Linked DNA regions of Mus musculus: region 1 is linked to region 2. The links are chromatin loops, found by intact Hi-C in ENCODE. Cell type or tissue: left cerebral cortex. All regions are shown on one strand. Links, peaks and the distances in the headings refer to the core of each region. The heading gives the core; the rest is flanking DNA.

Evidence for each region. A loop is a pair of places that touch in the nucleus more often than their neighbours do. Peaks named below come from ENCODE experiments on the same cell type or tissue, not always from the same donor. Only the 100,000 strongest peaks of a DNase experiment are listed, where the experiment ranks them.
Region 1: a loop joins it to region 2, with 8 times the contacts of the local background. A loop is called at or near these places in 4 of 42 quality-filtered maps.

Annotation. Positions count from the first base shown.
Region 1 is chr4:64,484,571-64,500,239 of GRCm38, forward strand. No RefSeq gene overlaps it. Among named protein-coding and RNA genes, the nearest start is that of Gm23950, 48 kb to the left of the region's middle. In left cerebral cortex, for the core only: a CTCF peak has its summit at 8,218 (motif pointing left); a DNase peak (open chromatin) is centred at 8,124.
Region 2 is chr4:63,360,868-63,376,536 of GRCm38, forward strand. Orm2 (orosomucoid 2) reads left to right here and starts at 1,582. Exons shown (of 6, transcript NM_011016.2): 1 at 1,582-1,736; 2 at 2,077-2,219; 3 at 2,427-2,497; 4 at 3,051-3,158; 5 at 3,295-3,398; 6 at 4,818-5,010. The coding sequence starts at 1,620. The coding sequence ends at 4,898. It overlaps Akna (AT-hook transcription factor), which reads right to left. Exons shown (of 22, transcript NM_001045514.3): 16 at 13,490-13,663; 17 at 13,130-13,245; 18 at 12,456-12,602; 19 at 10,930-11,025; 20 at 10,025-10,144; 21 at 9,605-9,785; 22 at 6,256-7,419. The coding sequence ends at 7,179. In left cerebral cortex, for the core only: CTCF peaks have their summits at 7,899 (motif pointing right) and 11,211 (motif pointing left); DNase peaks (open chromatin) are centred at 7,909, 10,576 and 11,215.

The DNA.
Region 1 (15,669 bases), core at 3,679-11,678, 1.1 Mb after region 2:
TGTCAATATCAAACATCTGATAAAATCCACAACAGCTGTTCATTCCTCAGGGGATTCTCCATCCCTTAGGCTTCATTCTGTGATCTCTGTTTCTGTGACAACAGATGATGCCATCCCCCATGATAAACTCAGCCTCTTCTTCAGGTTCCCTGAAGGCCCATTCACAGAAGACAGATAATGACTCAGGTTGTTTAGAGTTAGAGTTCAAATCATTTTAATAAAAACAACTTGAAAGAAAATATGGTGTTGAACCAGCTTGCAATCCCACCAGCATTGGAGGAGTGTCCCTCTTTCTCCACATCCTCTCCAGCATCTGCTGTCGCCTTAGCTTTTGATCTTAGCCATCCTGACTGGTATGAAATGGAATCTCAGGGTTGTTTTGATTTGCATTTTCCTTATGACTAAGGATGTTGAACATTTCTTTGCGTGCTTCTCAACCATTTGGTATTCCTAGGTTGAGAATTCGTTGTTTAGCTCTGTACCCCATTTTTAATATAGTTATTTGTTTCTCTGGAGTCTAACTTCTTGAGCTCTTTGTATATATTGGATATTAGCCCACTATCCACTGTAGGGTTGGTAAAGATCTTTATCCAATCTTCTGGTTACCATTTTGTCCTATTGACAGTGTCCTTTGCCTCGCAGAAGCTTTGATATTTTGAAGTTGCATTTGTCAGTTCTTGATCTTAGAGCATGAGCTCTGTTCAGGAAATTTTCTCCTGTGCCGATGTGCTCAAGGCTCTTCCCCACTTTATTTTCTATTAGTTTCAGTGTATCTGGTTTTATGTGGAGATCCTTGATTCACTTGGACCTGAGCTTTGTACAAGGAGATAAGAGTGGGTTGATTTGTTTTCTTCTACATGCTAACTGCCAGTGGAACCAGCAGTTTGGTGGTTCCTCAGAAAATTGGACATAGTACTACCTGAGGACCCAAGTATTACACTCCGGGTATATACTTAGAAAATGTTCCAACATGTAATAAGAACACATACTCCACTATGTTCATATCAGCCTTATTTATAATAGCCATAAGCTGGAAAGAACCCAGATGTCCCTCAAAAGAAGAATGGATAAAGAAAATGTGGTACATTTACACAATGGTGTACTACTCAGCTATTAAAAACAATGACTTCCTGAAATTCTTAGGCAAATGGATGGAACTAGAGAATATCATCCTAAGTGAGGTAACCCAATCACAAAAGAACACACATAGTATGCACTCACTAATAAGTACACATTAGCCCAGAAGCTCAGAATACCCAAGATACAATTCATAGACCACATGAAGCTCAAGAAGGAAGCTCAAGTGTGGATACTTTGGTCCTTCTTAGACGGGTGAACAAAATACACATGGATGGAGCTACAGAGACAAAGTGTGGAGCAGACACTGAAGGAAAGGCCATCCAGAGACTGCCCCACGTGAGGAGCCATCCCATATACAGTCACCAAACCTAGACACTATTGTGGATGCCAAAAAGTGCTTGTTGACAGGAGCCTGATATAGATGTCTCCTGAGAGGCTCTGCCAGTGCCTGACAACACAGAGGTGGATGCTCTCAGCCAACCATTGGACTGATCATGGTGTCCCCAATGGAGGAATTAGAGGAAGTACCCAAGGAGCTGAAGGAGTTTGCAGCCTCATAGGATAAACAACATGAGCCAACAAATAACCAGGGACTAAACCACCAACCAAAGAGTACATGTGGATGGACTCATGGATCCAGCCACATATGTAGCAGAAGATGCCCTTGTTGGACATCAATGGGAGGAGAGGTCCTTGGTCTTGTGAAAGCTCGATGCCCCAGTGTAGGGGAATTCCAAGACATGAAGCAGGAGTGGGTCGGTTGGTGAGAGGGTGGGGGGGGGGGGGAGACACGGGATAGGAGTTTTTCAGGGAAAACCAGGAAGGGGAATAACATTTGAAATATAAAGAAATATCTAATAAAAAGTAAAAGAAAATACAATGTTGAAAGCAATCGTACTACTGCTACAGACATTCTTATTTCTTCTGCATCTCCTTCAGTTAGGATCTTTCGTTTTTTTTTTTTTTTTTCAATAGAAGCATAGATCTCTCCTGCTCTATTCTTAGAGTTACTTTGACCTTTTCTCCCCTCTGAAGCAAGAGGATAGGGAAACATCTGTAATGATTCTTTGACCAAGAAGAATCCAGTACTGAATGTCAGAAAAATGTCCTGCTGCATTTGCTACAGTTATCCATTACACACCTCAGAAGGGGACACTTGTACCTATGGACTACTTTGATTTTTATAAATGAAGGAACTCTTGGATAATAATTGCAATCTCCACTCACAAATAAGGATTGGGATTGTCTACATCATCACCCAAGGCAAATGGACTAGCTTCTTTTTACATTTCAGAATGTGGATGGTCGATCAGGCCCAGAAAAACATTCTCCTAACACCACAGTCATTTGTGATTTACAACTATTTTGCTGAGAACTGCAAGGGAGAGAGAGAGAGATTGTGTGGGGTGGGAGGGAGGAGAGAGAGGGAGGAAGCGAAAGAGAGAGGGAGATGTAAATGTAAATGTCATTAATTTTCAAACCAGTAAGGACTAGTTTGGAACTGAAAATAATATGAGTTATATCACATTAAATTTACTGTCTATTACCCTGGAGCACACCAGAGCACTTAGTGATCTTTGCTGAAATGAAATGAACATGAATAATTCCCAGAAGGATTTGTTTGAGGAAATTTTAAAAACAGCCCAGAGAAGTATATTGTAAACATAGAGGAGTGCATAAATAATAGTGCTTGCCTTGTAAAATTTCCATAAATCGAGTATATAAGTACAGTCAGAATCAGATAAGGTATGAGGCAGCATCTTCCCAAGAAGGCCTGCTTTTAGCCCCTCCAGTACCCTCTTCTAGTGATCAGCCCTCTCCACGTTCAGAGTCTATAGCTGCCAGTATTTTTGCTCATGCTGAACTTGAAGTTGCCGGAATCATATAGCACTCATGTGTAGTCTGCTTTCCTCAGTTCTCTGCTTTGTTTTGTTTGCTCCTACCTACTTTTACTTAATAATATCATTACATAGCACCATTAGCTTGATAGGAGAACTAATTCTTCTTCTTCTTCTTCTTTTTTTTTTGGATTGAAGCATTAGTTTCTTTTTGCTGGATGTCTTCATTTTGCCCATTTTATGCTTTCTATTTGTCATTTTATTTAGAAAATATTAACTCAACACCCAAACCACAGAGTGTATAAAACATTTATAACCCCAGACACAGGTACATATAATTTCTGTTGCCTAGGCGTGGAAACACATGGCACTCAAGGCAGACTTTTTCTCTTCTTTTATAATTTGTAAGTCTTATCTTTTACTTTTCTTTTTTCCTCCTCCTAGTCCTCCTCCTCCTTTTTTCATTCCTTCTTTATGTTCATTCCCTTCTCCAACTCTTGCTTTTTCCCTTTCTCTTCTTCCTCCTGTTCCTCCATTTTCCCCCACCCATAACCATGGGAGACTTTTTATACAATGCATTTCAGTATTACAAATAAATAAATTCATACATCCCTATGGGTGAGTTATTGGAAGCCACAAGGAAAATAAGCTTATATATATATATTCTTATATATATATATATATATATATATATATATTCTTATATATATATTCTTATATATATATATATATATATATATATATATATATATATAAGAATGACCAGGATTAATGTAAATAGGGGGATTGCTTTTACACAAGGAGTGGAAAGCTATTACCAGGCAAGAGATTAGCACTAGGTAATGTAAAGGCACAAACACAGTGATCTGTACTCTATTATTCATGAAGTACTCAATACATTAAAAACATGAGATAAGATCAGAGACTTTCAGAACATTCTATACCTAAAGGTAAAATCTAAGGGATGTCCCTTAATTTTTTTAAGCAAGATTTTTAGAAAGCTTGGCTTGGCATGGCTCCTGTTTCAGTTGACTGAGGAGTTTTATGTGCTCATTAAAAAAAGAAAAAGAGTGATGACTGACTGAAGCACTTGTAGGTTAGCCAGTCCTCAGCAGCACCATAGCATTGGCCCAAGAGGAAACTCCATGCACAAATAGTCCCATGCTATATATAGAGAAAATGCTCTTTTTCATTAGGATTTGGGAACCTGGGCCTGTTTGCTGGAGATATGGGCCCTGGGCTTTCCAATGGCAACAAGACATATCATTCTCATCTGTGTCATTAATAACTCCCATCCTGGAAGATGGTAGATTTGGATGAGGGTAGAGTGGGTATGAATAAGAGCCAGAGTTTGTTTACTATCACTCTTTCTGACAGCAGAGAGACATGGATATCAGTTATTGCATGAGCTGATACTAGTCCACAAACTTAGATAACCAAGCATACTTTTCTATCAGTGGATAATACTGTGGATATTATGTATGCTGAATCCTGATAATGTGAACAGCCTTCTAATCATGTACATTTTTGGCCCTGCCTTAGAGACACAGTCACACCATATTGACTACATGAAATAAAGATGAAGATGGAGTTCTTGGTCCTATGTTGGTTTTAAGAATTTTGAGATTATATTGTGCTTAAAGTCTAGAGGATATGTTCAAACATCTTATATAGAGAATAGATATGTAGAGACAGACAGACAGACAGACAGACAGACAGACAGATAGATAGATAGATAAATAGATAGATAATAGATATTAGATAGATATATACATACAGAGATGATAGATACATAGATGATGATATACAGACAGATAGAGATGGAGGATAGACTGTTAAAGACTCATAAATCTTATAAGTAGATACTGTAGGTCACTTCACTTGATTTATAGAACACTTATGTTAACAACTTGTATTATCCTAATTTAAAAAAAGCTATAAAATATAGGCTCCATGTCTAAAGTTATTTAAATAGTAAAAGTATTTAATGTGGAACATGTACCTTTAAATTTCAGGCTCAATTTTTTACATTGTCCACCAATTCTCAGGGACAATACAAGCTTGGCTGTCATTTATTTCCCTCCACACCTGGCTGCCTGGCCTTCTCATGGGAGAAAAATGCCACCTGTTTTCTTCATATATCTTCAAAGCAGCTCTGTTCACACCAGGGACATTCTTCCCAGCTGCAGCCTCTGTCCCAGAGTCTGTTCACGCAGTCTGGGACTAATAGAGATCCCAGAAGCTCCTGGCTTTGCTGACAACATCAGAGGCAGAAGACTGCAAAATAGGAGCAGCGAATACTTTCCAGAAGAAAATGGGCTCCCTCCTCAGGCAGACCTCACTTGACCTTTGGGCAATTATAGGGTGTGGGAATATGATTGAGAAACAGAACTAGGGTGTCTCATGCTGCCACGGAACCAAAGGGTCACATGTTTCACTGGAGCTCATATCCCCAATGCCACCCATTATATTCTGATAAGCTGTATGCAGCACTTCATTAAAATATTTGTTTATCTATCTAATCCTTTCATGAGAATATGTTAGTTTTTTTTTTCAAAATCTACAAATTAGCTGGATGATGAAGAACAATCTACCCACACAAACTATTTGCTAAAATCTATTTCTGTGCTATGAAGCAGAGGCAAACAATAGGCTTTTTAAGGCACTGTGACAGGTGTTCCAGGAGAAGCAGGTTCTCTGAAAGTACAGGACAGGCACAGAAAGGCATACCATTGTAAGTGAGTCAGGATAGACTGTAGGGGGAGGTGACATCTATGCTAAAGCTGAGGAAAGAAGAGTACATTTCAGGACGGGGAATGGGATGAAGTGCAAAGTCCTCTGCATGAATAGAAACTGTACTGAATATGAGGGCCTGAGTTTGGGGGTGCAGATAGTGACTATGTAAAATTCAAGTTAATGAGACTTTCCTGTGGCCTCAGGAGCAGGGGACATAGGAGATGCCCAGTGAAATGAGACTCAGGAGACATATTGCCTCTGAAGTAAGTGGTAGTTAACATCTCTCTCGGAGATTGAGTTTTGGTGGGATAGATAGAGTTTATTCTTTCTATCATGCACAACTATAAAATGAAAAGGTACCCTGAATTTTTGGACTACATTATCACTTTCCAAAAGAGTTGAGAAACAGCAAAACAACATCAACCTTAATAAATGAGATCTCGGGGGAACCTAGTAAGGAATTCAGCCCTAGCGCTACGTTAAAGCAAGAACATGCTGTCAGGTAGTTTTTCACTATTGCCTTCATCTGCCAAAATGCTCTTACTGGAACCTGCTACTAATCTTCATTCTCACCACTCATGCTGGCCCCTCTTGCCACTTCGTCTCATGCCTCCCTTCTAAGTTTGAAAAGACTTTTCTTTTTTTTAATTATTAGATATTTTCTTCACTTACTTTTCTTTTTCTTTTTTTAATTAGATATTTTCTTTATATACATTTCAAATGCTATCCCAAAAGTTCCCTATACCCTCCCTCCACCCTGCTCCCCTACCCACCCACTCCCATTTCTTGGCCTTGGCATTCCCCTGTATTGGGGCATATAAAGTTTGCAATACCAAGGGGCCTCTCTTCCCAGTGATAACCGACTAGGCCATCTTCTGCTACATATGCAGCTAGAGATAGGAGCTCTGGGGGTCCTGAGACGTTCATATTGTTGTTCCACCTATAGGGTTGCAGACCCTTTCAGCTCCTTGGTTGCTTTCTCTAGCTTCTCCATTGGGGACCCTGTGTTCCATCTTGGAGCTAAGATGAAAGGATGGACTATCCAGAGACTACCCCACCTGGGGATCCATCCCATAATCAGCCACCAAACCCAGACACTATTGCATATGTCAGCAAGATTTTGCTGAAAGGACCCTGATATAGCTGTCTCCTATGAGGCTATGCCAGTGCCTGGCAAATACAGAAGTGGATGCTCACTTACTTTTCAAAATGCTATTTACTTTCCTAGTTTCCTCCCTGAATGTCCCCTATTCCCTCCCCACTCCCCTTGCTCCCTAACCCACCCACTCCCACAATAGCTTCTCAAACCTATCATATATCAGATAGGCAAAATAATTCTGGCCAAGTTGATAGCAGAATGCTATGTGTCATTGTCTAGGAGTCTTGAATGTCCTTCCTTTCCTTGGAACTTTATGTCAGACAGGCAGATTTTTTTTTTCTGCAAGTATTTAGAGTGTCTTCCCTCTGTACTACAAGCCCATATGCCCAAGTGCTGTGGCATCAGTTTCTTAGATTTCTTCTGACTGTCTTTGATGTCTGTAATACAAAAGAAATTTACCCAGAAGATGCTAATCAACAGATTTTAAAGTTTCCAAGGGTGCCTTGACTTTTCTGAGGTACTCTGCTTTGTTCTATTACCTTTACAAGACCTCTGGGGGGTGAATCAAAAGGCAATTTCTGGGGTAGAGGAGATGGTTCAGGTTCTAATGGCTAGGCATATAATCCAAAGGACAAAACTGTGTTTCTGGAATATGTTTTATAAAACAAAAAATAAATAAAATTTGATTACAGTTTTTTTCCCCACTGCAATCAACTTTGTGATTTTGTGTACAATTACCCAGTTGGCTTGCTAAAATGTGCCATAATATTTTTTCTTGAGACAAGAAAATGAGAATGGATGAATACAGTTAATTTCTACTGGAGGTCTTTTGTGTACTGTGTCCAAACTTATCAAATTCCTGCACCATGGTTATATCCCTGAAAAAAAATGCATTTAAGTTTTCTTTTAATAACTCCCTTTCATGTTACCTACTTATTTGTCTCTTGAGAGAAGCAGTAATCCCAGGATCACCAAGGCAATATCCAAATAGAAGCACCATGCTCAGAGGTCTTCATCAATCTCAGCATGAGAGACTTTTCTGAAATATGTATTCTCCATTTCAGTGGTACAGGGTGAGAATGACTCCAGAATGCTCTACAGATACTTGCGTATTAACTCACAGATGAGTTAGGGTCCACAACTCTGGCTCCAGCTATGCTGTCAATTCATTGGGTGATACTGGACAAGTCTTGTGATTAGGTGTGTCTCAACTAATTCTTCCCTTAAAAGCAGTGTTGAGATAATATTTGTGTGCTTACTTTGAAAAGCATGTCCCCTTTATGCAACTCCAATAAGCTTACAGGACTTATTCTGGCAAAGGGTTCCCTTCTTTCAGTAACTTCATCTAACAATTTGGACAGCCAAGACTTACTGAGTATTTGCCAGGATGCTGTATAGAGGAAAAGAACCAATTGCAATTACAGGGCAATTTTTTAAATCTTGAATAATGGCTATTTACTGCTCTCTGGTGGTACAAGGAAGGTTCTGCAGTTGTCCATAGATTACTGATATAGACCATGCTCTTGTAGCAGGAACAGTTAATGTTAAATGCATAACATACTGACACACACCCTGCTACTATGAACCTTCTGAATAAGTTCTTTATTCATATTGTAAAGTAAATTGACTTATGCTTTTTGTGTTTAGTTTACTTTTATAAAACATAATGTCACTTGTTAGAATTAGAAATTAGAGTATGTATTAATGTAAATATGGGAACAGTTTGCAAAGAATGTCAATCAAATAACACCAAGAAACTCAAAGTTATGATTTAAGCAGAAAAAAAAACCTAACAAGATTCCATATAAAAAATATAAATAAATATGTTAATTCTTTCTATTTGTGGCTCACAGGCATAGGAACAGTGCTGATTTAGCACTGAGAATCTCTATATTGCTTCATGGTTTTCATACTTGCACTCAATATACAGGAAGACATAAGCATTTTGTTACTCAATGAATTCTACATAAGAAGGATCTGAGGCTTAAGGAGGCAAAGAAACTTTCTGAAAATCTGAGGGGCACTGCATAGCCAGCATCTGTAGTTTGGTTCAAACCTGCCATGTTTTAAGCTATTGGTGCTCTATCACCCAGGTTGCCAGAAGTCTTTAACATCATTTCACCTTTTTGTCCCCTTTACAGAGAGACAAATTATGATTGACACATAGATGCTATTTGTACAATGAAATATTGATGAAAGTTTGACAACCAAGTCAGGATGGTAGTTGGTAGGATAATGTTTAGTGTTTTCTGGCCCTGATGAAAATACTCATAAAGTGGTCTGTTTTATTGAATGCAGAGCTGAGGAGACAGTGGAAAAATTGTTTTTTATTTTTTTTAACTCATGGTATAGCATGGGTGCTATGTCTTAAATAGATATCATCTAAGTATTAAAATCAGCATGTTGCAGCAATTATGAACAAAAGTCCAAGTGCACAGCCCCATTCTGCCTTGATATTTTCCTGGCTCCAATCTGCAGTCTCACCACTCAATCATTTTAGCTTGTGAAACCTTCAATTTTCTATTGCTTAGCTGCACGAGAGTATATTACACATCAAGATGAAGTGAAGAGAAACCCATGGTGTTGAAATTGACCACTATTTTTCCTATTTTCTCTTAGTCTTCCTAAGAGAAAGGCAAAGATGCCCTTGTTGATGGATACCACCAGCTAGGTCTCTGCAGTATGCTTTATCCCAGTGAATGCTCTACTGGGATATAACTGTCTTTTTAAAACATAGTTGTATTAGTCCCAGAACAGAATGTTGCATTTATCAATTATAGATATAAAATAAATGCTTTTTAGTAGTCAGTGCATCAAAATGTTACCATTAAAATAAACTTCATATTATCCTATGGCTTTGAAAGGGATTTTTTTTTCTGTATGGAAGTCAGTTCTTCTTTCTTTAATGTAAGGAAAATATTAATTACTCTGATAGTATTTATATAAAGTTATATACACACATATATCAAGATTTACATTCATGACAAAGAATATGAAATTATTTTTTCTTCTTCTTCTTTAGCATCTTCTTCTTAACTTCTCCCCTTCTCTCTTCATCTTACCTTCATTTTTATCTCCTCTTTATTCTACATTACTTACTCTTCTTTCAATCAATTTTTATCATTATAGTTTAAAAGCTTTTCTGTGTTATCTTCATCATATAAAACAGAATCTGTGGGAAAGATAGATGTTCACTTCAGTGTCTTATATATGTTTGGCAGATGATTTTACTTATATAGCCCGGATGTAACTTCTCTCTGGTATAAATGTCAAGTAAGACCCTGCACTCAGAAAACAATGGATCTCTATGAGGTCAAGGCCATCCTTTTCTATATGATGAGTTCCAGTCCAGCTAGGGCTACATAGTGGGAAATAAGTAGATAAATTTACAGATAAAGAATGGGTATTAAACACATTAAAAACACTTAGGACTTCCATGAATGATTTATTTTTCTGTCCTTGTATTGTTTTGTAAGGCTGGCTATAAAGCCAAGTTTAATGGTTACACTCTCTTTAAAGGCTGTTGTCATTCTCTAAGTTCTTTTCACACAGAATAACTTTGTCTGTCATAGAATCTTTCATTTCTAAAACCCAATTACTACCCAATATTTAGTCAGTGGCAAGGCAAGAGAAGTGCTTGAGATACGGAATAAAGACTCATTTTAGCTCATGATCTGGAGGAGGAGTGGGATAATTTATAGTCACGTGATTCCATCACATAGAATTTGGAGTAAAACTGGTCATCATCACAGGAAGCTATGTTGAGAGAAGCTTTTTCACCTCATGGTGGATTGGAAGTAAAGAGAGAAGAGGAAGGGGTTTGGATGCTGATGACCTCACGATTCACATGATCTAAGCAACAGAGCTTCCACAACCTCCTGTAGTAGTATGGCCATCATACACTTTATATATGGAATTTGGGGGAACATTCAAGATCTAGATCAAAGCAACAGACTTTTTACTATGAGATACTCTGTTTCATTTCAGGGATACAATGGGTTTGCAAACTAGGCTTGAATTCATACCCAAAAGGAGCTAAAATTTCAAGAGAGCCAAACATTAGGCAACTAATCATAAGCATACTATAGATAAAAATAGGTGGACCAAAGTTTAGGAACATAGTGTGACTTAATATTTTGTGTCTCTATGGGGGTTGATACTTTTTAAATAGGGGCAACACACTATGTCTAAGGATGTTATATGAAAGATTTCAAATTTTTATTCTATAAATAATAGCAATCCTCAAATTGATTTAAGTAAAATACTACCTTTGTTAATATCTATTATTTTTGGAGCATCCAGCAAAACTATTTACATGCACTCATATTTAGGATTTGTTTGGTGAAATAATACAATTAGTATTTATAGTGAGTTAAATATTTAAGTAATAATATTACAATATTATATTTACAATATTTAAGTACAGTATTACAATATAGTGAGTTAAGTATTTAAGCAATAATTAAAACAATAATAAAAATAGAAACATCTAAGATTTTTTTCAGAAAACATTATTCATATCCTATAGCCTTGTAAGTGATTCACTAAAGTTGATATTAATATTCCAACTGAAGAGGAGACTGCTAGTAACTATTTGGTACAGCTGATAGGTGGTAAAGCCAGAAACCACCCCTGATTTATGAGTTAAGTCAGGGTCTTCACTGTTTTTGAGTTGCCTAGACTCACACTATGTCATGAGTCTTCTCATGGATGTCACTCAGTGTGATGTTTAATCCTTATTACCAACATATTGGGATTTAGGACCACAATGAGACATCTTCAGGTCTGCCTTTAGAAGTGTTTCCTGAGGGGTTTGACAAAGGTGAGAAGACTGACTCTAATGGGAGAACAACCATCCCTTTGCTCTGATCCTAAACTAAATAAGACAAAGAAAAGAGAAAGCAAGGGAGTGGAGCAGCAGCATTCCTCTCTGCTTCCTGACTGCAGATACAAAGTGCTCCTTTAGGCTTCTGTGGCCAACCCACAGCCACTCTTGCTGCTGTGCCTGCCCTCCCCTGATGGACAGGGTATACCTTAAACTGAGCCCAAACAAACCTTTATCAGCTATCTTGTCAAAGCAATAAAGAAGTGATGAAGATACTTAGCACTATAGACTCTGATGAGGATAGAAGCTGGATGGTTCATGTCTGTATATCCTCATCTCTAAAGCATTCTGAATTTGGCAATAATGCACATTTCTTCCCTCTCAGAAGCTCCTACTGTAGGAGCCAAGAATCCACGAACTGAGGTAGCAAATTCTATTTTATAGAATTTTGGGCTCAATGTTTTTTATTGTATGTGGAGGATTGTTTTGACCCTTGACAGTTAAAGTTATTTTATTAATTATATGTATATATACATATATATACATATATATATATACATATATATATATTTATATCACATATATGTATATGTCATAACAGAGAAACAAATAAAGTTACCTGTAATTCCAGTACTTGGATGGTTGAGGTAGAAAAAATCTGTATTCCAAAGCTAGTTAAGCAATGTCCTTGAGGCCCCATCTCAAAGAAACAACAAACACCTGGCAAAATGTCAGAGGTTTACTATTCCTACTTAAGTAATCTAGAGCTAAGCATTTCTATATTCTATAGATATTTAATAGGAAAACAGGAACCTCAGCTCTGTTGAAATCCAATTGGATAAACTATTCTCTCTTGATGAGCGTGATTTAAAGAAGAAATAGAAAAAAGAGTTAGGCATAAAAAGTGCACGTTCTGGCTCTTTTTCACCGACAGAAGTCAGCTATTTCCATATCATATTTTAATTGACCTAAATTTCATATTGTGAACACATAATGCTCCATTGAAGAATAGACTATGAAGAATTAAGCTCATCATTAGATCTTTCATATGTTACTAGAATACATAATATCATACAAAGGTACATGCTGGCTTAATGTTTCCTCTTAGAAAAACATTTCTCTGTAAGACTTACCAAGAACCCCTACTATGTCCAAATGGCTATACATTTGTCACATGGCTTCTGTCAGCTGACTTGGGGAGATGATTCATATTTTTGTTTTACTGAAGGAGTCCTTTGCTTCACACCCATGCACTTTGTCCATGTTACTTCCTTTAGTCACCCCCTAATACCACACTTGTGAGACAGCATAAGTTTTTATGGCTTAGAATAGAAGTACTAATTTGGATCTGAAACTGAACAAATATTTTAATCTTCTTTCAGAAATTACCTTATTTTCCCTTCTTTTAAGAGAGAGTTCCACAAAAAGTTCCATCTCAGATCAGCATATTTTTGTTTGCTTTTTTATTTTTTAGAAAAAATTTTAAATATAATTGTATTTTGATCATATTCTTCATGTCCTCCAATTTCTTCCTGATCCTCATTGTAACTCCTTTATATACTATGTTCTACAATATGCGTTTCTCACGTATGTGTTTTTCAGTGTAACTCACTCATCCACAATTTTCTACAGTGTGGTTTTTCTCATTTTGCATGTTTCTCATTGTAACTCCTTGATATACTATGTTCTACAATGTGCATTTCTCACATATGTGTTTTTCAGTGTAACTCACTCATCCACAATGTTCTACAGTGTGGTTTTTATCATTTTCCATATTTCTCATTGTAACTCCTTGATATACTATGTTCTACAATGTGCATTTCTCACATATGTGCTTTTCAGTGTAACTCACTCATCCACAATGTTCTACAGTGTGGTTTTTATCATTTTCCATGTTTCTCATTGTAACTCCTTATATACTGTTCCACAAGCTTTGGGTTACCATTGCCCTAGCTCATCTTGCAGGCAGTATACCACTGTGGTAAATCATCATTTTAACAATGATTTATTAATTTATTTCTCTGTATGAGAACTCTTTAACTTCTCAGACAAACAAACAAACAAACAAACAAACAAAAAACCCAATATAACAACAACCACGTAAAACAAAAAACAAAAACAAAATAAAACCACACACACACAGACATAGACATACAAACACATAGACATGTAGACCCACACAGACACGCACAACCTAAACCATCAAAATATAACCAAATAAGCACACACACACACACACACACACAAACTGTGAAGTCCATTATATGGTGGACGGAATGTGAAACCTGCACTTGAGTGGCTGGTATGTCCAGTGTCACTCTCTTGGCGAAAACTAATTTTCTCTATCCCAGCAGGTATAAATTACAGTTCAGTTGTTAACCTTTACTACAGTAGCTAGGTTTTCATTTCATTCATTCATTTCATTCATTCATTCATTCATTCATTTAAAAATATGTATAATATAATATAATATGATAAAACAAAAAAATCACATCAAAGTTTAAACAAGACAAACCAACAGAAGGAAGAGAGCCAAAGAAAAGGCAAAGAATCAGAGACTAACTCATTTCCACATAAACATACTTAGCTGGAAGCTAACATGTGCAGAGGACTGGGTACAGACCCGTGCAGGCACTGTGCATGCTGCTTCAGTTCCTTTAAGTTCATATGAGCTTGTAGATTTAGAAGACTTGGTTGTCTTGTTTTCATAAATCTCCTCTGTTCTTTACAATATGTGTGTCCCCTTTCCACTGGGTTCCCTGGATTCTAAAAGGAGGGATTTGCTGGAGACGTCATATTTAGGGCCGAGTTTTCTAAGGTTTTTCAGTTTCTGTGTAATGTCAGGCTGTGGGTCTCTGTATTTGTTCTCATCTGCTGTAAAAGGAAATTTCTCTGGTGATGACTGAGTAAGACACTGATACACGAGTATACATATTATCACTAAGAGCCATTTTATCATGATGTTTCTTGTTTATTCATTTGTGGGGTTTTCCATTCTATTTTTAATTGTAAATATCAGTAGTATTTGGTTTTATCCATTGATATCAACTCTCTGGATCATCCAAACCTTGTTAATTATTGGTTCCATCCTGTGGAGTGGGTCTTATTCCCACCAAATTTTTGTTTGTTACTTCCACAAGCTTTGGGTTACCATTGCCCTAGATCATCTTGCAGGCAGTATACCACTGTGGTAAATCATCATTTTAACAATGATTTATTAATTTATTTCTCTGTATGAGGGTATGGGGTGGGTGAGTCTATATGCACATGTAAGGACAGGTACTTGCAGATGCCACAGTGTGTACTGGTCCCCTGAAGCTTGAATTACAGGAAATCATAGGTCCTCTCTATCTAGGTACTGGGAACAGAACTCAGGCCCTCTGAAAGAGAAGTGTGTATCCTTAACCACCAACCCATCTCTCCATTCTCTAGATCATCATTGTAACATTGCAATTACATTATCATTTTTTTTTTGAAAAATTACTGTGCCTCTAAAAGGGTGAGAACTGAGCAAGTAAATAAGAGTTGAGGAATCTCTGCTGGAGTTTATCTCACGTTGAGCATATACAAGTATTCTTTTTCTAACCCAGTCTGTATCAGTTCTTTCTAGATGTAACTGTGATGGCTATTCCTGGTTGCCAACTTGACTAAATCAGGAATGAGCTACAATCCAGAAATGGAGGCCTCATCTGTAACCCAGATATTGAGACTGGAAGACACAAGTTTCTGACCTGGATCTTGGCATGGAGATCTTCAGCCATAATGGCTATGAAAAGCATAGGCCCGGGCAAGGTAGTACTTGCCTTTAATCCCAGAAGAATAAGGCAAGGGGATCTCTGAGTTCAAAATGAGCCTGGGACAAAACAAATCCCAGATCCAGGCGTGGTAGTACACACCTTTAATCTGGGCCACACTTTTGGCTGGAGACCTACATAGGGACATTGGAAGAAGGAAGATATCCTCTTCTTCACCTGCTTGAATTTACGTGCCAGCACATCTGTTGGAATCTACACAAGAGCAGCTGAAACAGTTAGCCTCATGGGACTGAGCAACTACTAGATCCTTGGACTTCCCATTCACAGCTGACCATT
Region 2 (15,669 bases), core at 3,610-11,609:
ACAAAGAGGCACAAACAGAGAGATTATGATATCTGGCGCACTGCTAACTTGGGACAGAACATATCATTGGTGCTTTTGGGCTCCTCATGGTTATGCTTTTTCTCCTCTGGGAAGAGATAAACTTTCTTAAGACTGTATAGATACAACAAAACACATATGTTTTGGGGCTCCAGCTCAGCAAGTTCTCCTAGGCCCTGTACAGCCCACTCCACGGCAGGGGGCTCTCAGGACCATCTGTGGCCCCTTCCTTTTGCCCTAGGTGATCACTGTCACTAACTTGATTAATATCATTACAATTAGTCTGGAGCCTCTAGAACGCCCTGTAAACAGGCTCATACAACCCCACCTCTGGGCGATCTGCTGGCAATAATGTTGTCGAGCTGCATTTGTATGGTCAAATCTATCAGTCGTTCATTTCTCTCTGTTGCTAAGCAACACCATGCTTGCATGAAATGTCACAACCCATTTCTCATTTTCCTGGTGGTAGGCACTTAAGAGCTTGGGGTTTGTGGCTACTTTGAATAATGCCATTAGAAACATTTATACACATGATACTGGAGGTGATTCATGTCTTGTTTTGTTTTCTTTTCTGTTGGTAGACTAATTTTTAAAGGCAATATGTTGCTCTAATACTTATCAAGAGGGGAAACATAAAATACAAAATGCCACAGGATAAAAGAAGGTTCTCATGAAATTAGAACACAGTAAGTGAATGACAAGTTACTTATCATTAAAACAAAAACCCTGACTACACAGAAACATGAGAAATAGTAGATTACTCAACTGTGAGTGTGTTCTAATATGTTTGGTGCTTTTGATGTTTTGAAAGAGCTCACTGTGATCTCAAACTCCTAGCAATGACTCCGTGCCTCAGCAAGAGTCACCAGGCCTGTCCCTAGCAATACGTTTCGAGAGTGTTCATTATGTAGACAAAGATCAGGCTATATCTATCAAGCAGGAACTAGAACCAGATATTTACTGGATCCTGTGCACAGACCCTGGATTGGGCACACACTATTCTAGACAGATCCTTTCCTGCTGTAAATACTGGGAGCTTTGCTGAACTACATTTTCAACTCAGATTCACCCCTCTTTTTTGGGCATTCGGCTGCCTCTAGGCTGTATAGGGGTCCCCAGGAACATCACACTCCTTTGGAAACTAATCCATCTTTGTCCTTGGCCCTTAACTTGAGCCCCTAAGTGTCTTCTAAGTTCACTATGAACCCTGACCAGGGACCCCTTCATAGCCCCCTTGGAGGGGTGATAAACGAATAGGTCTCACTCCTGCTAGGCAGCTTCATGGGATAAGACAGGTATGGGACCCATGACTGGGATCTAAGTATTATCAGGCTAGCCCAGTATCCACCTTGACCATGAATCAGCCACTCTGGTGTAGGGCAGGAGTCTGTGTCAGGGCCGGCTGGCCGAGGGAGCTGCACAAAGCTGGCTTGAGAGAACATTTTGCGCAAGACATTTCCCAAGTGCTGGGGAGAATGTGCCAGGGCTCTAGAGGCCCTGGCTGCAGTCCCATGCCCTCGCCACATCTATTATAAAAGCCACTGTACCCTCCATCCACCAGTTATCTCTTCCAAGCCCTGGTGCCTCTGAGTGTCCTAAGCATGGCACTGCACATGATTCTTGTCATGGTGAGCCTCCTGCCGCTGTTGGAAGCTCAGAACCCAGAACATGTCAACATCACCATAGGCGACCCTATCACCAATGAGACCCTGAGCTGGGTAAGTGCCTGCCCAGGACTTGGACGTGAGCACTTAAGGAGGCTACTCTTTCCTCTGGGCTTTCCCTTCCCTGATGTCTGTGCTCATCTCTGGGCTCCTGGTACTGCCCTTTCCTCTCCTGGAGACCTGGTGGCACCCCCTGCCTCCAAACCCAGAAGCATCACTCTGAGGTCTCTCAGCAGGGGACAGAGCAGTAGGATGGCTGATTTTTGAGTTGCCCATTTGAGCTTCAGTCTTCCCATGTATGGTTCAGAAGCCATTGCTTGCTTGCCCCACAGCACGGCTGAGTGCAATGTTCATACTACAAGCCCTACTCATCTGTGTGCCTGCTTCTCCCCAGCTCTCTGACAAATGGTTTTTCATTGGTGCGGCTGTCCTAAACCCTGATTACCGGCAGGAAATTCAAAAGACGCAGATGGTATTTTTTAACCTTACCCCCAACTTGATAAATGACACGATGGAGCTTCGAGAGTATCACACCATGTGAGTTCTTGTAACAGCCAGCCCACCCTGGCCCTGGCCTCCACTCCCAGATGCCTAGAGACCTGAGCAAACTGGATCTGCCTGGCCTCCCCACCCACCTTCTGGAATGGGGACAGCTTTCTTGTTTACCTGCCTCTTGCCCACTCCCCACCCCAGTTTAGTCAGATCACCTCTCCATCAGTTGTCCTCTGTCTCTTTGCTTTCTAGAGATGACCACTGTGTCTATAACTCCACTCATCTAGGAATCCAGAGAGAGAATGGGACCCTCTCCAAGTATGGTAAGGGTTGGAACTCACGGCTTTCTGGGAGCGTATTGCAAGGGTACAAGGGGGCAGCAGAACAGGGGAGTTAGGTCTGTGAAGTCACTCTCTGAGGCTTGTAAGTGGACGTAGATTTCAAACTGGAGTCCAGCTGCCAGGACAGACTTGCTTTGACCATTCTTATGATCTTTTGTGAGCTCAGAGGGGAAACCCATGGTTTGGGAAACCAGTGACTTCAGCCAAATCCCCAGGTCACCAGGGACAGCATGGGGGGAGGGCAACTGAATACTGGTGGGCCAGATTAGATACTCTTAGGTTTTAATTGTCCCTAAGCCAATGTTTTAATGTTTAAGGGGAAGTGTTAACTATGCCACACCACCAAGGGCCCTTTCCAAGGCCCCAGCCATTCCATACTTATGAAGAATGAGAAGTGAGGCTGCATCCAACAGAGGCTGAGCACATGGCAGCCACAGGGAGCCTCAGGCACTTGTCCATAGCTATGTGCTTCCTTCCCTTGGGGATGGGGACCACAGCATCATTCTAGTGACTCACAAAGCCCTTCATCCTGCAGTAGGAGGAGTAAAAATCTTTGCAGACCTGATAGTCTTGAAGATGCATGGGGCCTTCATGCTTGCCTTTGACTTGAAGGATGAGAAGAAACGGGGACTGTCCCTCAATGGTAGGGTCCTCCCAGACCTGGTCCCCAGCTCCACTGGCCTTACTCTTGATCGTCCACCCACATCCCACATCCCTACCTGGCTTCCCATCTGCTGGACCCTTAGCCAGCACAATCCTGGATCCCTTCTCCATTGCAGCAAAAAGGCCAGATATCACCCCGGAGCTGCGGGAAGTATTCCAGAAGGCTGTCACACACGTGGGCATGGATGAATCAGAAATCATATTTGTCGACTGGAAAAAGGTAAATGAGGAGGCTGTATGATACCACCCCAGCAGTGCTCCCATTGTCAGTGACCCTAGCGGCTCAGAGAGGGCAAGCTTCCGGTTAAGGCAGCTCAGCAAGGCAGGTATCCTGCCATTAATAACTCTCCTGCCTACTGTGAGAGCTGAGATCACAGAGATCCTAGATGGGCAGTGAGCCTCAGGGAGGTGAAGTTAAGTAGGAGGTCCTGGAAAGCTTGTGGAGGATAAGAGGAAGATCAGGAGGGGTCACTTAGGGAACAGCCAGTGCCAGGGTGCCAGGTTTCTCCCTTCATATTCACTACCTATCGAAGCAGGAGTCGTGATTGAAGTTTCCATGCCACCCAACTCCAACAAGCCCAATCACAGGCGGGGATGACCCATGCGGAAACCTCTTGATGTTCTGTCTAACCTTGTGCTGAGGGAGAGGCCAAATAAACTTTGGCTTTCACCCTGGTAAAGCCGTGGGATCAACCAATCAGCTTGCATGTAGTCTGAGATACACAATACTTTTGTGACTCCATTCTCTGGTCACCTGAGCCTTTCCTGGCATCACCAGCCCCAGGATTCCCCGGGGGAGGGGCCTGCATACAGACACTGCCATTGAGCCATTTCACAGCATGACTTCCTCACCCCCCCCCCCCCAACCAGTGGGGCCAGTAGTCTCACTCTGCACCTGTGGACACAAGTGTTCCGAAAATGCCTCCCGTTTGCGGTATTCTGTTCACATTCAATGGGGTGAATAAACCAGAGCTCAGAGATGAGGGACAACTTACCCTAGACTAGTGGTTCTCAAGGGTGGGTCTCAGTCTGTATGTCAGATGTCCTGCATGTCATATACTTCAGATTTATAACAGTAGCTTAATCACAGTTATGAAGGAGCAATGGAAACATGGTTGGGGGTCACCACAACACAAGAAACCGTGGAAAAGGTTCCCATCTCTAGGAAGGCTGAGAACAACAGTCCTGGATCTGCAGGGGAGCCATGGTAGATGCAAGATACAGCGTGCTGACACAACCCTGCCCTTCTGGCCAACCTCTGTGCTTCCCCCCTTTAGAAATGTACTCATAGCTAGTGTGTGTGTGTGTGTGTGTGTGTGTGTGTGTGTGTGTGTGTGTGTGTGTGTGTGTACACAAGCTTGTCATAAGATGTGTGTGGATGTCAGAGGACAACTGTGGGCAGTGTTCACTCCAGCCATTTTCTCATGGACTCTGATGATTGACTTCAGAGCTTACATACTTTGCCAGGGTTTTTGTTCTGCTTGTTTGTTCTATTTTGTTTTGTTTTTGCATCTAACCTTGCAGCCCAGGCTACCCTACTGCAACTCATAGCAATCCTCCAGCCTCAGTATTCCCCAACCCTAGTGTGTGCCACCACACCTGGCTTACTCACTCTGCTCTCCTCCCTGATATCTTCCAGGACAGGTGCAGTCAGCAGGAGAAGCAGCAGCTTGAGCTGGAGAAGGAGACCAAGAAAGATCCTGAGGAAGGCCAGGCATGAACTCAGCTCTCTGAACTCCGAGGGCTGTCCACAGGCTCACCAAACCCCACCCCTCCTGTGCACTTTGATTCTGTCTCTGCCACAATAAAGGTTTGCTGACACAGTCAATATCATTTCTTTGCTTCTTTCCTTTTTCTCCCTCCCTCCCTCCCTTTGTGCAGAGTCCTGAGTGGAGCCTTAGCTAAGTCCAAGAAGCCCTGCCCAGGGAATCTAAGAGGGCTTCCTGGAAGGGGCATCTGAGTTAGGCTAGAAAGTACTGTCAGAACCCGATGCTCTTGCTAGAATCTCCAAACACTTAGGGCACAGTTGGGGAAGACAAGGCAGGAGACCCAAGCAGCAGTGAGAGGGGGAGGGGAACAAAGGTGTACAGTTCCTGTCACAGGGCCTTCACTTCAGAGGGGCCACTATAATCACAGGAAGGGAGGTGACTGGGAGGCAGGAAGGTACAGGTTGATGCTAACAGGGTCACAGTATAAAAGGCCAAGGCTAGGCGACATGGTAGACTTAGGCCTCAGCTAGAGGGTCTGGATGTCCCCTGGAAGACTCCTCAAGGTGCCCATGGGGGACACTGTGAGATGACACTGCTTCCCTAAAGGCCAGTTGACATCGATTGCACAATTGTGACCGGAGTTCCTGAGGCACAGTCCACTCGGTGGCAAAGACAGGGTCTGAGATCATCTTTACACTTGACTGGATTGGCAGTCCCCTAGGGGATGTACGCCATGTGTGTCTGTGAGGACATTTCCAGAGAGAGCCGCCACCCTGACTGTAGGCAGTGACATTCCTTGGGCTGGGATCCCCCATTTAACCAAAAGCAGAAAACAAGCTGAGCACCCATAAATCATTTCTGCCTGCTAAGCTTATGGCTGTCCTGACTGGATGCAGTGTGCCATGGTAGACTGTGTCCCCTGAGCCCACCATCATTAGCTTTTTTCAGTTATTTTGTCACAGAACCAGGAAAGGCACCTGATGAAGCACCCTGCTCTGTCTGTCAATGCACTGGGGCAGAGTGAGTCACAGTCACTGCCACACGCATGCCCAGAGTCAAGCTGGCCACAGGCATAGGGTGCCATGGAAGTCTCTGGAAGGAGACTCTGGCCTGAGGCTTTGTCACACACTTCCTGCTGAGTGTCTCCCACTGTTTCTGGCCTGGGAATTCATGACAGGCCTTGCTCATCTGGCCTCTGCAGGCAAAGGACAGGAGAAGCAGGGGAGACAGATGTGAGCAGAAGCCTAGGCAGACTCTGGAATGATATGCAGCAAGTACCCTGGGGGAGACCTTAGCTGGGTGTCCACTTCCCTGCCTGCACCCTCGCCTTAGAAACCCCAGGCTCTGGATACACAGCACAGCCACAGGTAGCTTTGGGGATTTCTTTGCCCGTTCTTAAGTTCATTATTTATTTTCCTTCATTTGTTTTATAACAAAAATAGATTTTTAAAAAATGCCTCAAATATATAAACAATCTGTGATAACACACACACACACACACACACACACACACACACACACACACACATCCCAGAAATGTTGAGGTCACTCTGCTATGGGACAGGGAAACGGGTACCGGCCTGGTCTATCAGCCTCAGGCCAGGGCCTGGCAAGGTAGCTTGGTCCTAAGTGGATGCCAAAGACATAGTGGGTATGTCTGAGGCTGCTGGGTGCTTCCTGGCCTACATGAGCAGCTTCTACTCCATGAGCTCATGGGAAAAACTTCTGTAACCACAGAAGAGCTGGGCGTGCGTCAGCTGAGGCCTCAGCCCCAAGACATTAATGGGTCCCCAAGTACTACCCCTGCCCACTAGTTACTAGGAACAAAATCCCTAACTAGTTCTTCTCCCTGACAACGCCTGCCTCAGAGTAGCTATCACAGGCAGTGTCCAAAATGCTTCAGAGACCCTAGACTTTTCTTTTCCTCTCTGGCCTTCTGAGACAGGTCCAAGCCCAAGTTAGCTCCCCAGTGTAAAGACATTCTGTCCAGTAAGAGCCACATTATTAGCTGCAGAAGCACATGGGCAGGAGGGGGACGAGGAGGAGTCTCAGCGACTCTGACTCGACAGAGGGAGCCATGATCACTACACCTGTTAGACAGAGTTGGCCCCCAGACATTCATCCACTCCTGACTAGGCCAATGTCTCTCCATTTTAAATACGCCACATGAATCAGGTGGCACTCCTGGGGAGGGGAACGTGACATCTTCCAGCCATCAGTGGTACCAGGAGACTGTTGACTGGGAAACAACAGCGGCTGCCTGCCTACTTAGTCTCAGAGTCTCCAGGGAGTCAGAAAAGGCAGGAGCCTCGCAGGCTACGGGCATGGCGCAGGTCCGCAGACAGGGAGCGGCTCAGCTGGCGGGTGGTGGAGCGAACGTTCTCGGCGGCCTGTGCAGCCTCTCTGAGTGCGGCCTGCAGCTCCTCCAGGTCATTCAGACCCAGTTGGACTGAGTGCCGGGTTCTCCGAGGTCCCCGAGCAGGCTGCGGGGAAGCTGTCTGGGCTGAGGTAGGTGCTGGGGCTGCATAGTACCTGGGGAGAGAAGGAAGAACATACGATCTGGCAAGGGTCAGGCAAAGCCACCAGCTATGGGTTCCATGTCTACTGTACACCCTGCTCTTTCCTCTCCTGTCCAAGGCCACTGTGGAGAAACAAACTTGGGAGGGATGAAGGAGAGTATATGTGTGAGTGCTTGCCCTGGAGCAGGTGTAGGCACGACTAGTTCATTCCAGCCTCTGACATAGCAATCAGACCCCCTTAAGTGTACACTCTGGGGCTGCAATGGAAGTCAGTATCTGGAACATCAATCTGCAGATGGCAGGTGTTGATGGAAGGTGCCAAAATGAACGACTGGGCTTCCTGGGGGTAGCAGAGCTGCTCAGACACCCTCGTTGAGGGAGAACCTGGGCTCTCTGTGGCTTCCATCCTTGCAGCTCATAGGAGGGCCAGCTTGATCCAAGCCTTCCCTGAAGGCACTGGATTAGAGAGCCTCAGTCAGCTGCAGGGCTGCATCTGGCCAGCAGGTGGCAGCACAGCACCACTGCGATTGCTGGTTCAACCATGGTGCAAGCTTAGTCCTGCTGCCCAGACAGAAGAAAACCAAGGTATGGCTTGTTCTAACAAGACCTGAAGGCTTGATGAAGCCATGGCTTCCCATATATTCACCTAATCATCTCGAGTATCTGTTTCTCAGAAGAAGAAACAGGCCAGAGAGACAAAGTGATGAGCCCAAAGTCATTCTCCAAGTGCTGTCCACTCAATTGTCCCTTCCTTGGGGCCACCACACTGGGGTGAGCTCCCCCCCGCCCCCCAGGCCCAGATTGTAAAGATTTGTCTTGAGACAAGTAGAGAATGCTGAGGCTACCATAGGGTTGCTAAAGGACATCAAACCTCCCCAGCCCGAGGACAGGAAACGTGGGCAGGTGTCCATACCACGTGAGCCAGGGTCTGGACACGAAGAAAGGCTGGCCCTAGGGACCCACCAGGACTCAAGCAAGAAGGCAGAAGAAAATGTACCTCAGGCCTGACCCCTCATGCCTGCTGGTGCCTTGGGCTTCTCTTCTGCTGGCATCAGCTGCTACAGAGCCAACTACTACCCCATTAATCACAGAGGCTGTCTATTGGTAACACTGCAGCCCAACAGGCCCACTTTACAGTGGAGGAAACTGAGGCTAAGACTAGAAAGGGGCTTGGGGGGGTGGCTAATGTTCCATTTAGTCAGTCATGACACTTCCTGGAGTCACAAGACAGACTCCACACATATCCCAGTGGGGTCTGACAGTGTCTCACTTAATCCTCACACATCAGGACCTAGCAGAGTCACTTCCTCATTGAACAGATAGAGAAACTGAGGCTTAAAGAAACACTCCTCTGCTTCCGCCATAGTACTCATAAGAGAGGGGATTCTGGTACAGCCAATTCCTGAAATGTCACCAGGCTGCCATGCCCACTCTCCGCCTTTTTGGTAAGTGATGCTTAAGACCAAATCCATCTAGCTGGTGCCCCTGCATGCCAAAGTCACAGAGACAGGGCAGTATGGAGCAGCTGCCACCACCAAGAGGAGCCCAAGTTGCCAATGAAATGTAGGGGATCCTGGATGGTGCCCCGGAATAGAATGGGCATCAGGCCTAAAACAAGCATGCTAGAGGAAAAGAGCAAGCTTCGGCTAATACTAAAGCATTCCAGTTGGTTTTCTCCTAGTGACGGGTTTGCATAGGAACACAGCCATGGGAATGGGCTGTGGGGGAGGGGCAGTGCATGGGAGAGCTGTGTAGTGTGCACTCAATTCTCCTAAATCCAAAACCATCCCACTAATGAGAATTGATTGAAAAAAAGAAGGGAGAAGGAATAGAAACTATGCTTACTTTATACACACGTGTGCACACACATACACACACAAACTCACACAAACACACACCTTATTATAGGCTTACTCATTAGGAAAGAAAGATGGCTTATGGTTCTAGGTCCTCAAGAAGCTGTAACTCCAGAGACAGGGCCCTCTTGCTAGTCTAGTTCACCACTGGGTCCCCAAGCACCCAGAAGCCTGTCCCATGAGAGTTTGTTGAGTGACTACAAGAATGTCAGGCTTATACTCCATTTTCCATACAGGAAGACACTACCCCTGGCTCACAGCATCCTGACATGATGTAAGAATGCTGGGGTGGTTTTTTGCGGGTACCCAGGTAGCATGGGGCAGCTGGAAGGGGGGACTCACACAGTGGGTGGTAGATAAGGCATAATGGGAGCTGAGGAGATGTAGGCCAAAGCCGGTGGGGCTGGGGCTGGGGGCGCAGCAGCCAGGTACCAGAGTCCAGGGGCCATTCGTACTGGCGAGCCCGTCTGCCTGTTCTTCCGTTTGAGGATGGGGGTGGAAGGCTTTTTGGGGGTGTTCTTCTCTGCAAGGGAAGGAAAGACAGAGAAATTACATGAGGACTTAGATGCAGCCAAGCACGGTGGGTCAGCCAGCTACCCCTGCACTTGTGGCTGATGGGCAGTGGAGGACCACCCTAGGGAGGGCATCCCTCTGGGATGTTGAGCCTCTGTTGCATTTATTTTGCTCTAGCGGAGCTTACAGCATCCCCAAGGTCTGGCCAAGCCCCGTGGCTGAAGAAAGATGCTGAGGGCTCATTCCTACCAGAGGGACCTGAGCTGGAGCCATCTGCTTCTGCAGAGGACTTGACTTCACCACACAGGGCACAGCGGAGGGTGTCAGCGGCAGATGAGCCCCGTGTGGTGTCTCTAGAGACAGCACTGCCTGCAAGGGAAGAGAGAGAGGGAGGGGGAAAGGTCTGCAGACAATGACTGGCACTCTATTATCAGACCCGGGTCCCCTGCAGAGACCACCCAGGCCGCCTGATGGAGGACACTGCACAGTAACCATGAAGAGGTAAGCAGGCACTGACCACACGCTAGCCACTAATGACTTAATGTATCACTCCACAGTGCCTAGCAGCTCACCAGGCTAGCCACTCTCCCCATCTCCCCTCTATAGCAGAGGAAACAGAGGCTCCACGAGGCAGTACTTTGCCAAGGGAAGGCCCAGGCCATCCAGATGACAAGCCCATTTTGCCTTTGAGACAGCCTCAGTGTATTCATGGGAGTCCAGAAGAGGGAAATCTGGGTCAGTGAAAGGTCAAAGGAACATTTCAGACATCCACTGTGGTCCCTGCCTGAGCATCAGACTTGCTTTTCAGGCCACTCTTGGCCAGCACATCCTCTGGGAACTGCCCACAGCCTTGGTCTGTGTTGGCCCTGACCACTCTGCTTTGATGCTGGCTCCTTGGAGACAATACTGGTGGGCACTGAGCAAGAGAGTAAATGAGTGAATTGGAAAGTCTGTCAGGACATCGATCCATGGTGGGGAGGGGCCAGTGCTCCGGAGCATAAAGACCTGAGTTCAAATGTTGGCTCTATCACTTGTAAACTGTGTGCCTTTGAGCAAGTTACTCTCCTCTCATAAAATAGTCTGTGTTCAGCTCTAATAAAACTTCTCAGTGGGGAGAGGCTTAAGCCTCCACTGAACAAAATGCTGTCTCTTACCTGTGTCCTGGGTCCTAATGGGATGGCAGTGGGGACAGGACGGTGTGCCACTGTCCTTCAGGATGGCCTTTGGGGATAGAATGTGGTACTCCTGGCCTGGAGAAGAATCCAGAAAGATCAGTGTCCAGACCTGTGTGAACTAGGGACTGGTTTCACTGTCTCTCTTCTCTTTCAGTGGTTTTACTAGTTGCTCTCTGCCTATCTCCTGTGCACATGTGAAAGCAAACCCCACAGATAGACCCACTGCACACATGTGTGCACACAGATGCCTGTTTGCTACTGCCCCCTCCTGGCTTCTTGTTGCATTTCTGCTTCTAGAAGCAACTGCCAGTTCTTGTGTGTGGAAGCGACGGGGCATGCAGCAGAGGCAGGATGTGGAAGCTGGTGAGGCAGAAGTGTCATGACTAGTGTCATGAGTCAGGAGTTATCACTGTCCCTTCCTTGCCCCAGGCTCAGTTGAGGGATCAGGAGCGTCTCTCCTTGGGTGCTAAACAGCTGGAAAGGGGGACATCAAAGGGCCAATTTCTGGAACTGTGTTAAGGACAGAACGGGTCTATATTAGACAGCCAATGGAAAGCTCTCCATTCTATGAGGTACCTGGCTGATCCCAGTATGGTCTTAAGCTCCTGAAATTCCACTGGACAGAGGTGAAAACAAACAAGCAAATAAAAAAACCCAACAATAACAAAAAACAAAAACAAAAAACCCAAGGGCTGAGGCTGGAGATGACTCAGTGGATAAAGTCCTTACAACACCCATATATTTAGACCAGCTTGTATCCTTAGCACTCCTATAAAAGGTGGGTGGGTGGGTACAGTGACCACCTAGAATCCAACCACTCAGGAGGCAGGGGTTCGGCGGGAGAGATGGACACCCAGGGCAAGACAGTCACCTGAACTACATGAATTGGTGAGATTCAGGTTCAGTCAGAGATCTTGCCTGTAGTGGCTGATTGGTTTTGTGTCAACTTGACTTGAGCTAAAGTCATCAGAGAGGAAGGAGACTCAACTGAGGAAATTCCTCTATAAAGATCATGCTACAAGTGAGACATCTTCACCATTAGTGATTGATGGGGGAGGGCCCAGGCCACGGTGGGTGCTGCCATCCCTGGGCTGGTGGTCCTGGGTTCTATAAGAAGCAGGCTGAGCAAGCCACAAGGAGCAAGCCAATAAGCAGCACCCTCCATGGCCTCTGCATCAGCTCCTGCCTCCAGGATCTTGCCCTGCGTGAGTTCCTGCCCTGATTTCCTTCCTTTCGTCCTTTTTGGGGGATGAACAGTCTTTCTTCCCTAACTTGCTTCTTGGTCATGGTGTTTCATCACAGCAACAGAGACCCAGACGAAGACACTGCCTCAGTAAATAAAGTGGGGAGTGATCAAGAAAGACAGCAGACTATGAGGACACACAAGCACATGAACCACATGCCCACACACACACACACACACACACACACACACGGTAAATATCAGCCAAGGGCTGAGGATGGGACTCCGTGATTGAGCGTGTGTTGAGTGTGCACAAGCTCACCTGTGTATTGACCCCGGAAGGAAACTCTTTCCCTCCGCTTCGAGCTGCTCTGTGGTCTTGTCCCCCACTGTGCAGCCTCGGGGTGCTCCTCAAAGGTCCTGCTCTTCTCAGATGAGAGCCGAGGGGCAGGCGACTCCGATTCAGAACCTGTGGTGGGAGTGGAGCCTCAGAGGGGGCAGGTGTGGGGCTCACGTGGAGGGCGGGGCTCAGGGCGATGTCTGGAGTCTTCTCAGGGGACCAAGGGCACCTCCTGATTCTCAGCCTGGAGCCCTGTGGCTATCACATGCCTGTGCAGCAACCCCAAGAGGTAGGCACTGCTATTTCTATGTAGTCTGCTGTCACTTTATCTCCTCAGAGCAGGTGACAGCCTGGCCAGGGACAAACTCCATGGCTCTGCTCTGCCCGTGAGGAACCTGCACTCTTCACTGCGGTGTCCCATTTGCAATGGAGGTTGGTGAGCATCTACACAAATCCCCCAGTCCCAACCCTCATGGTAACGGCAGAGTCTACATGGCTAGGACTAGAGATGTGCTTTGTCCCAGAGCAAAACAATAGCATCAAACATACATACAGAAGACCTCTCCAGGGCTTTTCTAGGTTCTCAGACCACAGAGCCAACATACTGACGAGGATCCCTAGAAAACAGCCCTGGTCTCTGCTCTCTGGTCACTTACTTAGGTACAGTCTGGGTACATCCCGAGGCACCGAAGAGGACCTGGCTCGACGTCTTCCCATTGGCTCAGCTGGCTCTACACCATTAGGCTCCCTAGACAGCCTCTCTGTGGATTTACTAGCAACAAGGAAGAGAGATATGACGTCACCGGATGAGATTTTGGAGGCAGCCTCCACATATGGCCCTGGCATATGTGCACCCTTCCTTAAATTAAATACATGTGAGAAGAAAAGCCTGAGAATGGACCAGTGGCCATGCTGGGGGGAGGGGAGAGTATAGTGTCTGAGTCCCTGTGCCCAGAGAGCCAGAGACTGGCTAATGCTATAGGGAACAGAGGTAGGGGTTGGGGTGGGGCTTCTACCTGCCATAGTGGGGGCCCCAGGAGGGTGAGGAACCCAGCTTTTCCTGGGTCTGGGTGGAGTGGTTGAAAGCAGAAGCTACACAGGCTGGGCCGTCTGGGTGTGGCCGGTGCAGGCTGTCCTCCAGTTGAAGGCGGAGCCGTGACACCTCCGCCTGCAGATCCTTGATGGCCTGGCTGGAGTGGCGAAGAGACAGAAACGAGATCATTTGAGCAACGAACAGAGCTATCGGGACGCCGATAGCTCTGGGTGGAGTGGCTTGTGTCTGCAGACACAAGATCGGGCTGTACAGTCCAGTAACAACAGCCTTGACATCTTTCTGAGTTCATATTCCACAAGCACATCTGGGTAACCTACCTATGAGGGTGACCCTCTTAGCATACGGGCTCAGCCTCTCAAGACAGTGACTACACAACACTGAATCGGGTTTGGAAGCTGAGGCAGGAGGATTACCATGAGTTCCAGGCCAGCCTGGGTTACATAGCAAGACCCCTTCCCACCTCCTTTCAGAAGCTGTAACGGTCTGAGCAGGGCTCTCTGCTCCTATTCCTGCAGATATTCTTACAGTCTGTGGTTATTCCCAGCAGAAGACACTTGTGCCCTGCTTTTGCCTCCCAGGCCCTGACCCACAGGCAGGCAAGATTAGCATCCCACTCCATAACCCCAGACACATTAGATGCTGGGGAGCACTCCCCAATTCAGGCTTCAGGAGGGAGAGAGCCGAGGGTTCTAGAGTAGACAAGGGAAACAAACCCACACGCTTCTGGGTGCTGTGGAGCGAGCAGGCTGGAAGATAAAGGTGTCAGCAAGGCTGCCTGCTGGACACAGGCCCACCTCCTGTCCAAAGGGAGTAAATGGCCTATTCTGGCCTGCTATGCCCCCGCCTCACTAGCTCTCAGAGTCCTACGGGCTTTGTCAACACTGCTGCAGACAAACCAACCAATGCCCCGACACAGACCGCATGTAGGGAGCACCACTGGAGGCTGGCCTTGGCATGACCATCGTTCGGGCTGAGGTGGGCTCTGCAGCCATTCTGTGTGAGGTACCCAGGCTAGGGACTCCCCTCAGGATCCCTGGACTCTTGGTGCTCCCTGCAAACATGACCTGTGTGGTGACTGCTCAGGAAGGCTTAGGGACCTCCCTCTGGTCATGTCCAAGCAAGCAGTGTGTGCACTGGGCATGGGTCTCCTTGGTGATCCCCAGGGAGATGCTTGCTGGGGTTTCCAAGGCAAAGCCCAGGGGTAGCTGTAGGAGAGCGAGAGCTCCCAGCAACTGGTTAATCCCAGCTTGGCTTCCTAGCCTGGGACCTGGAACACAGCCTGGGGTGTCATCTGTCCTCTGGCTGGATCTGTCAGGCTCTTGGGCTTCCTGACTTAACACTTTAGTTGCCTGAGGTTTATTGGAGACTGCAGCTCATCTTTCTCTGTGGATTCGATCCTGACCCCACTAAAGAACCAGCAATCAGCTGAATAGCCATTAGAGTCCTTCAGGTCTGCCTTCCCCAGCATACCCCCGGGTTTAATGACCACCAAGCCCCACGGTACACCAGCACAGCAACATGCCACAACGGCTCTTCTTTAAAAAAAATGACCCTCCTTTCCTGAGTCCAGGGAAACCTTTCCCCTGTTGAGGCATCCTTTGTGGCCTCTACCCCTAGGCCTCTGTACTGACCCCTGTGGCAGGGAACTTATAAAGCTCAGTAGTGACATGGCACTTTGCTACTTAAAGTCCCTCAGTGTCCTCAGGATGGGCCTTCACATAGCCATACAGTATTCTCTAAGCTAGTCTCTGTTTCCTCCATACTCTCTCCCCTCTACACACACACACACACACACACACACACACACACACACACACACACGTGCATGAGCACACACAACTACACTGAGGTCCACAGACCTCAGGAGTAGACAAATTCAGTTCAGACCATGAGACAGAACAACAGCTGCTGGTCAGAACTGCGCACATAGCAACAGACATGACTGCACTACTGGCCAGAGTAGCCTCATTCCCAGCGCGTTCCAAGTTAACAAGAGGAGCTTCTATCCAATCAAGGAATGATCTCAGGAGAAAGCTGCTGAGAGGTGACAGGCTCTCACCATCTAGTCCAGGCCTACACAGCACCCATAGTCCTCCGGACTCTGCCTCTCTGGTGTTGGAATTACAGGGACATGGCCCCCAA